Regions from separate parts of the Homo sapiens genome. Here region 1 is linked to region 2. A link is an interaction called in ENCODE POLR2A ChIA-PET data of the cell type or tissue named here. Cell type or tissue: PC-3. All regions are shown on one strand. Each heading gives the region's core, and the rest is flanking DNA. Links, peaks and the distances in the headings are about the cores only. Region 1 overlaps ACSBG1 (acyl-CoA synthetase bubblegum family member 1). Region 2 overlaps CIB2 (calcium and integrin binding family member 2).

The links. Peaks named below come from ENCODE experiments on the same cell type or tissue, not always from the same donor. Only the 100,000 strongest peaks of a DNase experiment are listed, where the experiment ranks them.
Region 1: POLR2A ChIA-PET joins it to region 2 with 6 read pairs; 6 of 35 experiments call an interaction of 5 or more read pairs at or near these places.

Annotation. Positions count from the first base shown.
Region 1 is chr15:78,214,692-78,220,071 of GRCh38, reverse strand. The region is part of intron 1 of ACSBG1 (acyl-CoA synthetase bubblegum family member 1); the gene reads left to right. Among named protein-coding and RNA genes, the nearest start is that of ACSBG1, 17 kb to the left of the region's middle. In PC-3, for the core only: no CTCF peak of the experiment used is centred there; a DNase peak (open chromatin) is centred at 3,201.
Region 2 is chr15:78,114,869-78,120,248 of GRCh38, reverse strand. The region is part of intron 2 of CIB2 (calcium and integrin binding family member 2); the gene reads left to right. Among named protein-coding and RNA genes, the nearest start is that of CIB2, 14 kb to the left of the region's middle. In PC-3, for the core only: no CTCF peak of the experiment used is centred there; no DNase peak of the experiment used is centred there.

The DNA of each region.
Region 1 (5,380 bases), core at 277-5,276, 100 kb before region 2:
AGTGCAAATCCTTCAACTTTGTTCTTTTTCAAGAATGTTTTGACTATTTTAGGTCTCTTGAATTTTTTGTTTGTTTGTTTGTTTTTTGAGACGGAGTCTCACTCTGTTGCCCAGATTCTGGAGTGCAGTGGTGTGATCTCAGCTCACTGCAAGCTCCGCCTCCAGGTTCATGCCATTCTCCTGCCTCAGCCTTCTGAGTAGCTGGGACTACAGGTGCCCGCCCCCACGCCCAGCTAATTTTTTGTATTTTTAATAGAGACGGGGTTTCACCATGTTAGCCAGGATGGTCTTGATCTCCTGACCTTGTGATCCGCCTGCCTCAGCCTCCCAAAGTGCTGGGATTACAGGCATTAGCCACCGCGCCCGGCCAGGTCTTCTTGAATTTTTATACAAATTTTAGGACTAGCTTGTCAATTTCTGCAAAGAAGCCAGCTAAGATTTTGATTAAAATTGTGTTGACCTGTGGTTAAATTTGGAGAGCATTACCATCTTAACAATATTAAGTCTCTCGATCATGAGATATCTTTCCATTTATTTAGGTCTTCCTTAATTTCATTCAATAATGTTTTGTGCTGTTCAAGTTAAAAATAGTTCTCTCTCTACCCTTTGGATTGAATAGTTTCTACTATTTTGTCTTCAAGTTCACTTTTTTTTTTTTTTTTTTTGAGACAAAGCCTTACTCTGTCACCCAGGCTGGAATGCAGTGGCACAATCTCGGCTCACTGCAACCTCCCCTCCCAGGTTCAAGCGATTCTCCTGCCTTAGCCTCCCAAGTAGCTGGGATCACAGGTGTGCACCACCATGCACAATAACCAAGTATCTTAGCCACTGTGCTAAGCAATTCCAGTCGATTGCTTCCTAGGAAATCCTGTGTTGCTGAGCTGTATGGAGAGGTGCCAAGGACCTCATAGAGCTTCACCTAAATTCAGGCAGTGCATATAGTAGTGGTTAAGAAGATGCAGCTGGGTGCAGTGGCTCACGCCTGTAATCCCAGCACTTTGGGAGGCCGAGGTGGGCAGATCACCTGAGGTCAGGAGTTTGAGACCAGCCTGGCCAACGTGGTGGAACCCCATCTCTACTAAAAATACAAAAATTAGCCAGGCATGGTGGTGGGCGCCTGTGATCCCAGCTATTCGGGAGGCTGAGACAGGAGAATTTCTTGAACCCGGCAGGCAGAGGTTGCAGTGAGCCAAGATCGCGCCACTGCACTCCAGCCTAGGCAACACAGCGATACTCCGTCAAAAAAAAAAAAAAAAAAAAAAGGAGAGCGATACTCCGTCTCAAAAAAAAAAAGGGAGATGCAATCTGAAGTCAGATTGCCTCGATTTGAAACTCAATCATCCCCATTACTATCTGTATAACCTTTAGCAAGTTACTTCATCTCTCTATGCTTCCATTTCCCCATAAAATAGGGATTGTAATTCAGTACCCACTTGATAGGAGATAATCAAATGAATTAATTTGTGTAAAGCAATTGGAACAGTGCCTGGCACATACTAAGTGCTCAGCAAATGTTAGTTGTCACTTTTTAAAAAGTGAAATAATATTCCCCTAAAAGGCCAGGCTCCTTCTGCTCTGTGTCCCCACTGCCTGACCCCTTTGCCTGCCACATTCAGAGCTGCCTCTCACGTGTACAGGCTGTGTATGTGTGTCTTTATCTTCCTCTTTAAACCCTGGGCTCCTCCACGGCAGGGACCAAGTCTGTGAGCCAGAACCAGCCCACTGCAGAGCACAATGCCCCCACAATGCCTCCACTGGCAGAAGCCTCACCCCAGCTTCACCCCTACCCCCACTCCCACCCCCATAAAGTTCCTCTGGAGTCTGAGGAATAGGCAGTGTTCTTTCTTCTCATCTCCCTGGAAGAAAGGTAGAGAATTACCTATCTTGAGAGCTGGGACTTACAGGCCGTCCCATCCACCCTTTCCCCATTTTACAAATGGGTTAAGTAAGGCCCTCCTAGGAGAGGAGTACCTAAAGTCACGCTTGCGGTACTTAGGATAAAAATGGCAAGCAATGGGGAGATGGTGATTTTCTAGTAGCCTTTGCTTTGGGCTGAAATTATGTCAGCTTTGAGCATCGCACTGCCCTTCCTGTGGTAACCAAAACCACCAGCTGGCCGTTCTCTGTGTCTGTCATCAATACAACATATGAAAACACCTGGATTACGATTTAATATATGCGCATGGTTTATATAAAACATTTTCCAGGCCGGGTGCGGTGGCTCACGCCTGTAATCCCAGCACTTTTGGGAGGCCGAGGCAGGCGGATCACGAGGTCAGGAGTACGAGACCAGCCTGACCAACGTAGTGAAACCCCGTCTCTACTAAAAATACAAAAATTAGCCGGGTGTGGTGGCGTGTGCCTGTAATCCCAGCTACTCGGGGAGCTGAGGCAGGAGAATCGCTTGAACCCAGGAGGCAGTGGTTGCAGTGAGCCGAGATCGCACCACTGCACTCCAGCCTGGGCGACAGAGTGAAGACTCCATCTCAAAAAAAAAAAAAAAAATTTTTCCAAAAGGGTCTGATGATGAATGGTGGATGCAGGGGTTTAGAGGACCCTGAAGTGCCTCACTCTCTGTACCTCCCTATTCTTTGTCCCTATCCTGCTCCACCCCAGTCACCCAACAGGCCTGAGACTATTCGGTATGGCTGGCTTGTTAGGAGCATAAACTCTGGAACCCACTTGCCCAAGTATATATTGTGACTCTGCTAACCAAAGGACCTTGTCAATTTCCCTAATTTCTCTGTATCTCAGTTTCCTCATCTGTAAAGTGAGGGTGCTAATAGTACCTCATTGGGCTGTTACGAAGATTGCATGTGTAAGGTGCATAAAACATTGTCTGAGACGCAGTGCTGGTTATGTGTTAGTTACAAGCTAGTACTGTGATTATTCCTGTCTGGTTTTCTTTTGCATCCTTGGGCCTGGGGGGCCTGGCAGCACCCAACTTTGCAGCCTTGTCCCTACCTGATGCAGCAGAATTCCAGCCCAGAGCCCTAGATGACCAGTCACAGATAGAAAATGAGAAGGCCCTTTATCTGTGATATCTGAGGAAACAGAGTCCCAGAATGAACCAGGGACTTGCCCAAGGTCACAAAACTGAAACAGAGCCTGGGCTAGAAGCCAGATGTTCTGGTGCCCAGAGAACTTTGTCTTGGGTACGGCCAGGCTGCTTGCCAACTCCTTTAGGGCTTTGGAGTGGAACTTGATGTCTGACACATTTATTTGTATACAGCAGGCTGTGGGATTTGGCATGACAGAGTTGGACACTATGAGCACTGCCAACTGGGTAAGAAGTGAGCTGGCTGGGCTGCCCCACCCACCCAGGCAGGAGCCAAGGTGGAGCTGAGATGAGCCTTGGGGGTTGAGGCCTCTCAGCAAACACACTTCCTTTGGGGTCTTGGGCTGGGGGCTTCAGTCAGTCAAGGGCTCCAGGGTGCCTGCTCCAAATATGTTCTTCCTAGTGGATTCTAGGGGGATATGTCTTAAACCACCCCTGCCCTCACCCTTTCTGAAAGATTATAGGTCCCTAGCAGATCTCTGCTCAGCCCAAAACCCCACCCGTGTGAGCTGGAAAACCGAGACTGGGGATGGTCCACAGTCCATGCCTATCACCTTGGCCTTGAGTCCTCTCCTCTGCGCTAGCCTCCCATGCTGTCTCGCATGAAATAATCAGACCTTTACTCCTTGCCAGCTTTCTTCCTTTAACATCATTATACCCCCTCCCCAAGCCTGGGCCCAGCAACCCTGCAAAGAATGCATCTTTGTTCATCGATCCCATCATCTCTAAATCTTCGAGGCAGGGACTGTGTCCATTTTTGTCACTTTATACCCCCTCGTCCCATGCAACATCCGGCACAGAGGAGGTGCTAAATCAATACTCATAGAAGGAAGGAGGATCCTCAGGGAACTGTCAGTCACTGGGGCAGGAAGAAATCAATTCCAACTTTGGGAATGAGGACTTAATTCATATTTTTATTTCATGACAGTCCATTATGTTTTTTAAAAAAGCAATACCCAGTTTCTAAATGCTGAGTGCCTTGGGAGGAGATCAGCCAGGGCAGCTCCAGGAAGAAGCATGAGGGCTGAGGTCCCTCCCAGAGAAGGCGAGCTTTGAAAAGTGTCATAGGCGGCTCTACCACAGCAGGTCAGCTAGTGGGTTTTGTAAGGAGACGAAAGGGTAGATTACACATTTCCCAAGCCTTCCTGATCTTGGAATGAGCCATGTGCTGGCATTATAACTGTTGAAGTTTCCTTCCTTCCATCCTTCCTTTCTCTCTTTCTTTCTCTTTCTTTCTTTCTTTCTTTCTTTCTTTCTTTCTTTCTTTCTTTCTTTCTTTCTTTCTTTCTCTTTCTTTCTTTCTCTCTTTCCTTCTTTTTCTTTTCCCTTCCCTTCTCTTCTTTTTTCTTTTCTTTCTTTTTCGAAGTTTTGCTCTTGTTGCCCAGGCTGGAGTGCAATGGCACAATCTCGGCTCACTGGAACCTCTGCCTCCCAGGTTCAAGCAATTCTCCTGCCTCAGCCTCCCAAGTAGCTGGGATTACAGGCATGCACCACCACGCCCAGCTAATTTTGCATTTTTAGTAGAGACGGGGTTTCACCATGTTGGCCAGGCTGGTCTTGAACTCTTGACCTCAGGTGATCCACCCGCCTCGGCCTCCCAAAGTGTTGGGATTACAGGCATGAGCCACCATGCCTGGCCACTGTTGAGGTTTTCAAACCTCATCAGTTTGGACACTGTGCATCCAGAGCTAGCCTTGAAGGACATTTGAGGACATTTCTTTTGTCATTCTCTACCAACGTCAAGTATCAGTGACAATTCCATTCATTAACATCATGACTCAGCCCTCACCAGAAGAGGGAGGAGGAGAAGAGAAACAAGTTCATCTTTAGCTCTTCAGGACAAAGGAGAGGTCTGAATTCCTTTCTGGGATTCACTAGGATTGGGGTCGTTAATATAGCATGGGCTTCCGAAGTCCTGTGACAACAAAAAACAGCAAGAGAGCATTGGGGTGCAAAGTGCATTGATGGGGGTCTATGGGGGGGCTCCCAGCAGCTTCTCAAAAGGGGTCCTAACGCATCAGAGGCTCAGGACCAGTATTCGAGTCAAACTGTTAGGGTGTCCTGAAGTGGCAATAGGCAAGAATTGCTGAGATGTAATTGAAATTTGGTGAAGGGTAGAATTCTTTTGAAGTTAAGAGTGCTGGCATTGACCTACCAGTTTAGGGTAACAATCTGACAGTCGTTTGCCATCTGACTAGGTGGAGGACCTTGAACAACCCCTGTCCCAATTGCTGCCTCTGTGCCCTGCTCCTTGGCCTTAAAATTAGGGCTGAGGCTGGGCGCAGTGACTCACTCCTATAATCCCAGCACTTTGGGAAGCTG
Region 2 (5,380 bases), core at 323-5,322:
GCCAGTGTTTTTCTTTTGTATGTGTTTATCAAAAAGTCAGATTGTGGTCGGGTACGTTGGCTCACACCTGTAATCCTAGCACTTTGAGAGGCCGAGGCCGGTGGATTACATGAACTCAGGGGTTTGTGACCAGTCTGGCCAACATGGTGAGACCCCTGTCTCTAAAAAAAAAATACAGAAATTAGCCAGGTCTGGTGGTGTGTGCCTGTAGTCCCAGCTCCTTGGGAGGCTGAGGTGGGAGAAGTGCTGGAGCCCAGGAGGTTGAGACCGCAGTGAGTTGAGATTGCACCACTGCACACCAGCCTGGGCAACAGAGCAAGACTCTGACTCAAAAAAAAAAAAAGGCAGATGGTATTGTTTTGTAATATGCTTAAAATTGGCCAGGCGCAGTGGCTCACTCCTTTAATCTCAGCACTTTGGGAGGCTGAGGCGGGTGGATCATGAGGTCAGGAGTTCAAGACCAGCCTGGCCAACATGGTGAAACCCCAACTCTACTGAAAATACAAAAATTAGCTGGGCATGGTGGTGTGTTCCTGTAGTCCCAGCTACTCAGGAGGCTGAGGCAGGAGAATTGCTTGAACCGGGACCCAGGAGGCGGAGGTTGCAGTGAGCCGAGATCATGCCACTTCACTCCAGCCTGGGCTACAAAGCGAGACTCCATCTCAAAAAAAAAAAAGTATATATATGCTTAAAATTGCTTTTCCTTAGGCAAATTGTAAAAGTAGATAAGAAAGCTAAAGAAAACAGTATGATGGATCCTCAAACACTTACAAATAAAATCACCACATGATCCAGCAATTCTACTTCTGGGTATATACCCAAAAGAATTGAAAGCAGAGTCTTGAGATGTTTGTACACCCACAATCATAGCAGCATTATTCACAAAAGGTGGAAGCAATCCATCAGCAAATGAATAGATGAACCAAACACGGTATAGACAGACAATAAAACACTATTCAACCTGCAAAAGGAAGGAGAGTCTGACCCATGCTACAACATGGATGGACCTTAAGGACATTATGCACAGTGAAATAAGCAGTCACAAAATGACATATACGATTCCACTTACATGAGGTACCTAGAGTAGTCAAATTCTTTTTTTTTTTTTTTTAAAGTCTGTGTCTCGCTGCAATCTCTGCCTCCCAGGTTCAAGCAATTCTCCTGCCTCAGCCACCCAATTAGCTGGGATTACAGGCGTGTACCAACACGCTCGGCTAATTTTTGTATTTTTAGTAGAGATGGGGTTCACCTTGTTGGCCAAGCTGATCTCGAACTCCTGACCTCAAATGATCCACCCGCTTCTGCCTCCCAAAGTGCTAGGATTACAGGCATGAGCCACCAGGCCTAGCCAAGTAGTCAAATTCTTAGAAACAGAAAGTAGAATAGTGGTTGCCAGGGGCTGGGAGGAGGGGGAATGGGAACTTATTGATTAGTACAGAGTTTCAGTTTTGGAAGATGGAGAGAGTTCTGGAGGTGGATCAGTGGTGGTGATGGTTGCATAATAATGTGAACATATTTAATATGCCACTGAACTGTACCCATCAAAATGGTTAAGATGGTACACTTTATGGCATGTGCATTTTACCACAATTTAGAAAAACTAATAATTAAGATGGTAAATTTTCTGTTATTTTATCACAATTTTTTTTTTTTTTTTTTTGAGACGGAGTCTGGCTCTGTCACCCAGGCTGGAGTGCAATGGCGCGATCTCGGCTCACTGCAACCTCTGCCTCCTGGGTTCAAGCAATTCTCCTGCCTCAGCCTCCTGAGTAGCTGGGGTTATAGGCACGCGCCACCAGGCCAGGCTGTTTTTTGTATTTTAGTAGAGACGGGTTTCACCATGTTGGTCAGGCTGGTCTCAAACTCCTGACCTCATGATCTGCCCGCCTTGGGCTTCCAAAGTGCTGGGATTACAGGCGTGAGCCACTGCCCAGCCATTTATCACAATTTTTAAAGTTAAAAAAAGATAAGAAAAAAGATCTTACTGTCCCCCTACTACCCAAGATAATCACTAACATTTTAGTGACCAGCCTTCCTCTTAGTCTTTCTTTTTGTGAGTATATAAATATATACAAGCTTTTTTAAAAAAAATGGGATTATACTGTACCTTCTGCTTTTTTCATTTAACATCTTGCGAACAACTTTCAATATCATTAGATATTCTGATACAATATTTTAAATGGCTGCATTTAATGGATATTTCTTAATTTGTATAGTTGAACATTTAGATTTCCAGCTTTTCACGATTTTAATTTGTACTTCAGTGAATATTCTTGTGGTACCATTCACATAACTGCACATATATGGGTATTTCCAACAAATTTCCTGATCAAAGATAATGGATATTTTTAAGACTTTTGCTTTTTCCTCCCACTGCTGTTATATGCTTTTTGTCTTCTGACCCCAGATCATTCAGTGAATAACCCAAGAGTCTGAAGCTCAGCTGCCTGTCAGGGGGGCCAGCATGCACTGTAAATAAATGAAGCTGTCTAGTCGGGTGGGAACTCTTTAGAACGGACACCTGCAGAAATAGCTGCTCCTTAGCCCCAGCTAGTTGTTGCCTTGGGGGAATTCAGACCATCTTGATTAAGAAACCCAGGTTTATAGTGTAAGATCTTTCAATCTGTATATGGTGGCAGCAAAATTCTAAATTTATTATTTCGACGTAATTTAATTATTTTAAAATGCTATATGGAAACTAGGCATGAATGGTGGATTGCTGGTTTGTGACTTTCAGAGGAATTAATCTTTTCCCCATTGATTTCAAATGCTGTGTCATGGGCTCATTCTCATTTACATTGGGATCTACCACTTCTACTAGTCTGCCTTGTAAATGCCAATGTCTGTTTCATACATTGTCCTTATTATAGCTTTAAACTGTTTTAATACCTGATAGGGAAAAATGTTTCCCCAGTTTCTCTTTTTTTTCAGGGTTCCCCTGCAACACTCCTACATTTATTCTTTTAAACAAACTTTTTTTTTTTTTTTTTTTTTTTTTTTTTGCCAGTAGCTTGAAGAAACACTTAACCAAACACACTTTTGAATTGGGCTGGCTAGATCCCAAATAGATCATTTGCAGGTTTTGATTAGGGTCATATTCATTTTATAGAAAAATGAACAGATCATCGTCATCATTACAGCATTAAGTCTTTCCGATCAGGAATGCACAATAGTTATCTAAGTACCTAAAATATTTTTATATCTTTTGTTAAACTTTCATGGTTTTTTTGATACTTCAAAATTAGTACATTTTATACCAATTTTATACTTAGTTGTGTTTTTTTTTTTGGTTCTTTTAAATTGTGAATTCATTTTTTTTAATTAAAAAAAATTATAGAAACAGTCTCACTGTGTTGCCCAGGCTGGTCTCAAACTCCTGGCCTCAAGCAATCCTTTCCCCTTGGCCTCCCAAAGCACTGGGATTACAGGCATGAGCCACTGCACTCAGCCAAATCCTACTTTTGAAAAGGCTAATGTTAATACATAATAGAAAAACTATTGTGTAGAAAGGCTTCTGAACTCTTTCTATTTCAAATAGTCTTTAAGCTAATTATTTTTGGTTTTCCAGTAAATGGTAACTTGCCTCCTCTCCAGTATTTAAGTGTACTATTTTACTGTCTTAACTAATTACATTCCTCTCTCAGTATCTGTGGGGGATAGGTTCTAGGACCTCCCAAGGATACCAAAAACTGCAAATGCTTAAGTCCCTATATAAAATGGCATATTATTTGCATATAACCTTATCCACTTTGCACATCCTTCTGTATAATTTTTTTTTTTTTTTGTCAGGCAGGATCTCTGTCGCCCAGTCTGGAGTGCAGTGGTGCGATCATGGCTCACTGCAGCCTCAAACTCCTGGGCTCAAGTGGTCCTCCCACCTCTGCCTCCCAAGTAGCTGGGACTATAGGCACATACCACCATGCCTGACTAATTTATATATATATATTTTTTGTAGAGACAAGGGTGACACTGTTTTGCCCACGCTGGTCTCAAAACTCCTAGGCTCAAGTGATTGGCTCGCCTCGGCCTCCCAAAGTGCTGAGATTGCAGGTGTAAGCCACCGTGCCCAGCCCCTCCTATATACTTTAAATCGGCACCTCCTGTATACTTTAAATCATTACTACATTACTTATAACACCTAATACAATGTAAATGCTGTGTAAAGAGTTGCTATACTGTATTGTTTAAGGAATAATGACAAGAAAAAAAATCTATACATGTTTAGCGTAGATGCAATTTTTTTTTTCCAAATATTTTCTGTCTTCAGTTGACTCACATATGCAGAACTCATGGACCTGGATGGCGAATAGTACATTGATTAGTGCTCCTGGGGAGAAATGTTATATAATAATGGTGATTATAGGCATCCCACATTGATGGGTATATCCCCAGTATATACAAAAATTAGCCGGGTGTGGTGGCGGGCGCCTGTAGTCCCAGCTACTCAGGAGGTTGAGGCAGGAAAATTGCTTGAACCCAGGAGGCGGAGGCTGCAGTGAGCTGAGATTGAGCCACTGCACTCCAGCCTGGGTGACAGTGCAAGACTCAAAAAAAAAAAAAAAAAAAAAAAAAGAGAAGGAGATACCCTTTTGTTTCTGCTCCTAAGCAGAAACTCCTTTTGTTTCTGTTTTACTAAGAATTTTAAGTTTTTTTAATTGACAAAACAACATATACTTTAAAATACTTTTGACCAGGTGCGGTGGCTCATGCTTGTAATCTCAGCACTTTGAGAGGATGATGTGGTGGATCACTTGAGGTCAGGAGTTCGAGACCAGCCTGGCCAGCATGACGAAACCCCATCTCTACTAAAAATATAAAAAAATCAGCCGAGTGTGGTCGCATGCCCCTGTAATTCCAGCTACTTGGGAGGCCGAGGCATGAGAAAATCACTTGAACCCTGGAGGCAGAGGTTGCAGTGAGCCAAGATTGCGCCACTGCACTCCAGCCTGGGCGAAAGAGCGAGACTCTGTCTCAAAAAATAAATAAATAAATAAATAATTACTTCTAAAATTTCAAATAATTGAGAAGTAGGTGAAATAACAAGTAAAAGTTAGCCTCCTTCTTTTCACATTTCTCTACTCCCACCTCCCAGGGACTATCAGTGTAAACATGTAGTATATAACTTCTCAGATATTTTTCTGTATTCACATATACAGTCATAAATGCATCTATCAAATTGGTCAAAATGTTTTTTGCTTAATATGATTTGTAGCCACAGATTTCCAAATATTGAACTATCTTTGCATTCTGGAATAAATCCTACATGATCCTAACATATTATTCTTTTAAAGTCTTAGATTTGATTTACCAGTATGCTATTTTTTTCTTTCTTTACTTATCTTTTTTTTTTTTAGAGACAGGGTCTCACTCTGTTGCCCAG